Linked DNA regions of Homo sapiens: region 2 is linked to region 1. Evidence: chromatin loops called from intact Hi-C (ENCODE). Cell type or tissue: heart right ventricle. All regions are shown on one strand. Region 1 overlaps LOC105372436 (a long non-coding RNA gene). Region 2 has its middle 4.9 kb from the start of MIR4751.

Region 1 (2,500 bases):
CTCTATCACCCAGGCTGGAGTGCAGTGACACGATCTCTGCTCACTGCAACCTCCGCCTCCCGGGTTCAAGCGGTTCCCCTGCCTCAGCCTCCTGAATAGCTGGGATTACAGGCACCCGTCCCCATGCCCGGGTAATTTTTGTATATTTAGTAGAGATGGGGTTTCACCATGTTGGCCAGGCTGGTCTCGAACTCCTTACCTCAAGTGATCCATCCGCCTCAGCCTCCCAAAGTGCTGGGATTACAGGCGTGAGCCACTGCGCCCGGCTTCTTGAATTAGTTTCTAGGAGAAGCCAAGAACCCCCCCGGGCTAAGCCTCAATTTTGGGGCTCGCCTGTGCTGCATCAGCTTCACACGCAGAGAAGAGAGTGAAAGAGAAGGGAGAGCCGTCCTTTTGGGCTGCCTTGAAATAAAGGTTGACCCATGGGTTCATGTATTGTCATTCATTCTCATTTTCTCTTCCTCTCTTTCTCTCTCTCCCCTGCCCCTGAAGTTAGCTTTTCTAAACCCTACCTGGATAAGGATAAGAAATAGAAGGAGGGGACACTTTAGGATGCTACAAAATAAAATACAACAACAACAACAGCAACAAAAGGGGAAGAAACAAATCTGGCCACTGCACATTCCTCCTTGCCAACAAAAAGCCGTGGATGCAAAAAGCTGCCCTTCACTGCATAGACAGAACAGGGCGCGCTCGAGCTATGAATCTCGGAAATTACTCAAACCATCAGCCTCTGCAAGAAGCAAAGTGGACGGCCGGGCGCGGTGGCTCACTCCTGGAATCCCAGCACTTTGGGAGCCCGAGGTGGGCGGATCACGAGGTCAGGAGATCGAGACTGTTCTGGCTAAACCAGTGAAACCCCCTCTCTACTAAAAAAATAACAAAAGCGAAGTGGATCTCCCATAAACGAGGTACTGCAGGAAGAAAGCAGAAAATGAGACCCGAGTACACACATGCACGCGGGCGTGCGCACACACACACCAGAAGAAATGAACCAAGAGGAAAGGAAATATTTTCAAGTAAGCATTTGGAGATGGGAAAAACACCTTGAAACAGAAATTCATAAAGTACAGACATGTTTTTTTTTTTAAGTTAAAAGAGGAACAATAATAAACAGGCAGAAAATGAATAAAAAATAAAATGTCATATCAGAAGTGAAGATAAATTAAAAGTGATCAAAGGAGAAGAGATCTAAATGCAAACTTAAGAAGGGGCAATTTTTTTTTTTTTTTTTTTTTTTTGAGACGCAGCCTCACTCTGCCGCCCGGGCTCGCAGCCTCACTCTGTTGCCCGGGCTGGAGTGCAGTGGCGTGATCTTGGCTCACTGACACCTCTGCCTCCTGGAGTCAAGCGATTCTCCTGCCTCAGCCTCCCAAGTGGCTGGGATTACAGGCATGAGCCACCATGCCCGGCCTAGAGTCAACATGGAAATTAAACAACCTGCTTCCAAATGACTTTTGGGTAAAGACTGAAATTAAGGCAGAAATAAAAAAATTATTTGAAACTAATGAAAACAAACATACAACATCCCAGAATCTCTGGGACACAGCTAGAACAGTGCTCAAAGGAAGTTTATAGTGCTAAGTGGCTACATCAAGAAGCTAGAAAGATCTCAAATGAACAGCCTAACATCACACCTAGAGGAATTAGAAAAACAAGAGCAAATCAACCCCAAAGCTAGCAGAAGAAAAAAAAACACCAAAATCAGAGCTGAGCTGAATGAAATTGAGATGTAAAAAATCATAGAAAAGATCAATGAAACCCAAAGTTGATTTTTTAAAAAAATTATTTATTTATTATTTCTTCCATAAATTATGGGGTACAGGTGGTATTTGGTAACATAAGCTCTTTAGTGGTGATTTGTGATTTTGGTGCACCCATCACCTGAGCAGTATACACTACACCCTATTTGTTGTCTGTTATCCCTCGCCCCCGCCAACTCGTCCCCCTACGTCCCCAAAGTCCATTGTATCATTGTTACGCCTTTGCGTCCTCATAGCTTAGCTCCCACATATCAGTGAGAACATACGATGTTTGGCTTTCCATTCCTGAGTTACTTCACTTAGAATAATAGTCTCCGGTCTCATCCAGGTCACGGCAAATGCTGTTAATTCATACAAAGTTGATATTTTCGAAAGCACAAATAACATGGAAAGACCACTAGCTAGATTAATAAAGGAAAAAAGACAAGATCCAAATAAACACAATCAGAAATGACAGAGGTGACATTACCACTGACCCACAGACATACAAGAAACCCTGAGACTATTCCACATGCCTCTATGCACACAAACTAGAAAACTAGAAGAAATAGATAAATTCCTGGAAACATAAAACCTCTCAAGATTGAACCAGGAAGAAATGGAAACCCTGAACAAACCAACGATGAGTTCCAAAATTGAGTTAGTCATACAAGACCTACCAACCAGCACAAAAAACCTTAGACTAGACGGATTCACAGTCGAATTCTACCAGATGTGTAAAGAAAAGCCGGCACCAA
Region 2 (2,500 bases), 200 kb after region 1:
TGCCCAAGATGGTCTCGAAATCCTGGACTCAAGTGATCCTCCCACCTTGGCCTCCCAAAGTGCTGGGATTACAGGCGTGAGCCACCGCGCCCGGCCTCCTTCACTTGCTTTCACTTTACTCTGCTGGCTCACTCTTGAATTCTTTTCTGCACGAAGCCAACAACTCATGTGGCCTCCCAGGCTGAATCCCAATTTGGGGGTTCACCCTGTGACATTACAGTGACTTATTTATTTAATCTAGCTATTCTCCTGACCCAGGCAGAAACAGAGTTTCATTCGAGTCCCAGCACTGATGCCAACAGGGGGCCAATGTCCTCTGCGGGAGGATTTCACTCGGGGCTTGAGCAGCTATCCCAAGGGAGCTGGCTCCACTTCCACCCCAAGCAAGCAAGCACAAGGCCGAGGGAAGGCCATCTGGGCTGGGAGTCAGACCACTGGACTCAACTTGGAGATCTTCCTGCAGAAAAAAAAAAAAAAAATGTGGGCTTGGTGATTCACTACCCTGTTCTTGTCCTTGGTTTTCTCTTCTGTAAAATAAGAAATTTTTTTTGAGACAGGGTCTCACTCTGTCACCCAGGCTGGAGTGCAGTGGTGTGATCTCATCTCACTGCAACCTCCGCCTCCCGGGTTCAAGCGATTCTCCTGCCTCAGCCTCCTGAATAGCTGGGATTACAGGCGCATGCCACCACGCCTGGCTAATTTTTGTATTTTTAGTAGAGACGGGGTTTCACCATGTTGGCCAGGCTGGTCTCGAACTCCTGACCTTAGGTGATCCGCCCGCCTCGGCCTCCCGAAGTGCTGGGATTACAGGTGTGAGTGACTGCGCCCAGCCTAAAATGGGAATTTTTAACAACGGGTTCGACAAACATGCACCATCCCTTCTGAGCGCTTTGCATGTATTAACTTACGCAATGCCCGGAACCCTATGAAGTGGCTGCTGTTATCACTGCCATTTTATAGTGGAGGGAACCAAGGCACAGCGAGGCCAAGCACTATTCCCAAGGTCACACAGCCAGCAGGTGGCCGGGCGGGGCTCTATCCCGTGCTGTCAGGCACCAGAGAGACTCGGCTCTTCGGCCCCAGGCCGGAGCCTCCCTGCACTGACGGGATCGCGAATGGGGTTTGTGTGTGTCCTCCCCACTGGGATGCGAGCTCCGGGGGCGGGGACCCCTTCTGGCGCGGGAGGCATTTAATGAGCTCTCTGGAGAAAGAGAGTCTTAGGAGAGCCAATTCCCTTCTTAGCCGCCTAAAACCCCCTGCAGGGGTCTGCTTTGTGAACTGTATTCGAAGTCAGGGCTTCTAGTCCCCGTAAACCGACCAGAAGGAAATCACCGGCTTGGACGGTCTGAGTCTGGGATGGAGCAAAACCCACTCCCGGCGGGGTACGCGCGCCACCTGGCGGCAGACTCCTGCTAAGACAAACTCCGCCCAGAGGCCAGAAATGATTGGTTTTGGAAGCGTGGGGTCTGCAAACCGGCTATTGTCTGAAAATCAGTATGTCAAGCTGGGGGGAGCCTACCAGTGGCTTTCAAACTTTTCTGACCATGACTCACAGTAAGAAATCATTTCGCGCCCGGCGCGGTGGGTCACACCTATAGTCCCAGCAGTTTGGAAGGCTGAGGTGGGCGGATCACGTGAGGTCAGGAGTCGAGACCAGCCTGGCCAACATGGTGAAACCCCGTCTCTACTAAAAATACAAAAATTATCTGGACTTGGTGGTGTGCACCTGTGGTCCCAGCTACTCAGGAGGCTGAGGCCGGAGAATCGCTTGAACTCGGGAGACAGAGGTTGCAGTGAGCCAAGATCGCGCCACTACACTCCAGCCTGGGCCACAGAGTAAGACTCTGTCTGAAAAAAAAAAAAACAGACTTATACTCATTTCCCCACTTCATGGAATTGCAAGCATTCAATGAATACAAATACAAAACACATCAGAAGGCAGAAGTGGGAAGTAACTGCTTAACGGGGATGAGGTTTTCTTTTGGAGTGATAGAAGTGATTAGGAAAGAGAGGCAGTAGTTGCACAGAACCGCGAATGTACTAAATGCCACTGTTCTATGAAATGTTCCCTGTAAAATGGTTTTCTATTATATGAATTTCACCTCAATTAAAAAAATCATACTTGGTGAGGAGACTTTATTTAGAGACTCAGTCTGGCTATGTCACCCAGACGCAATCATGGCTCACTGCAGCCTTGAGGAAAGAAACTTTATTTGAAAGGATTTTTTTAAGGTGGGAAAGGGACTATTGCTATAAAGGTGAGGACATTGCAATAGGGAGAAGCAAAAGATTTGCAAGTGAGACAAGAATTGGGCAGGTTTTTTTCCTTTTTTTTTTTTTTTGAGACAGAATCTCACTCTGTCGCCAGGCTGCAGTGCAGTGGTGCAATCTCAGCTCACTGTCGTGCCATCATGCACGGCTAATTTGTAATTTTTTTGTAGAGATGGGGTCTTGCTATGTTGCCCAGGCTGCTCTGGAATTCCAGAACTCAAGGGATCCT

What was found. A loop is a pair of places that touch in the nucleus more often than their neighbours do. Peaks named below come from ENCODE experiments on the same cell type or tissue, not always from the same donor. Only the 100,000 strongest peaks of a DNase experiment are listed, where the experiment ranks them.
Region 2: a loop joins it to region 1, with 4 times the contacts of the local background. A loop is called at or near these places in 10 of 110 quality-filtered maps.

The regions. Positions count from the first base shown.
Region 1 is chr19:50,135,581-50,138,080 of GRCh38, reverse strand. It overlaps LOC105372436 (a long non-coding RNA gene), which reads left to right. Exons shown (of 3, transcript XR_936021.4): 3 at 493-1,084. Among named protein-coding and RNA genes, the nearest start is that of SNAR-B2, 2.4 kb to the left of the region's middle. In heart right ventricle, no CTCF peak of the experiment used is centred here; DNase peaks (open chromatin) are centred at 1,351 and 1,949; H3K27me3 peaks cover 1,346 bases.
Region 2 is chr19:49,936,726-49,939,225 of GRCh38, reverse strand. No RefSeq gene overlaps it. Among named protein-coding and RNA genes, the nearest start is that of MIR4751, 4.9 kb to the right of the region's middle. In heart right ventricle, a CTCF peak has its summit at 1,400 (motif pointing left); a DNase peak (open chromatin) is centred at 1,385; H3K4me3 peaks cover 441 bases.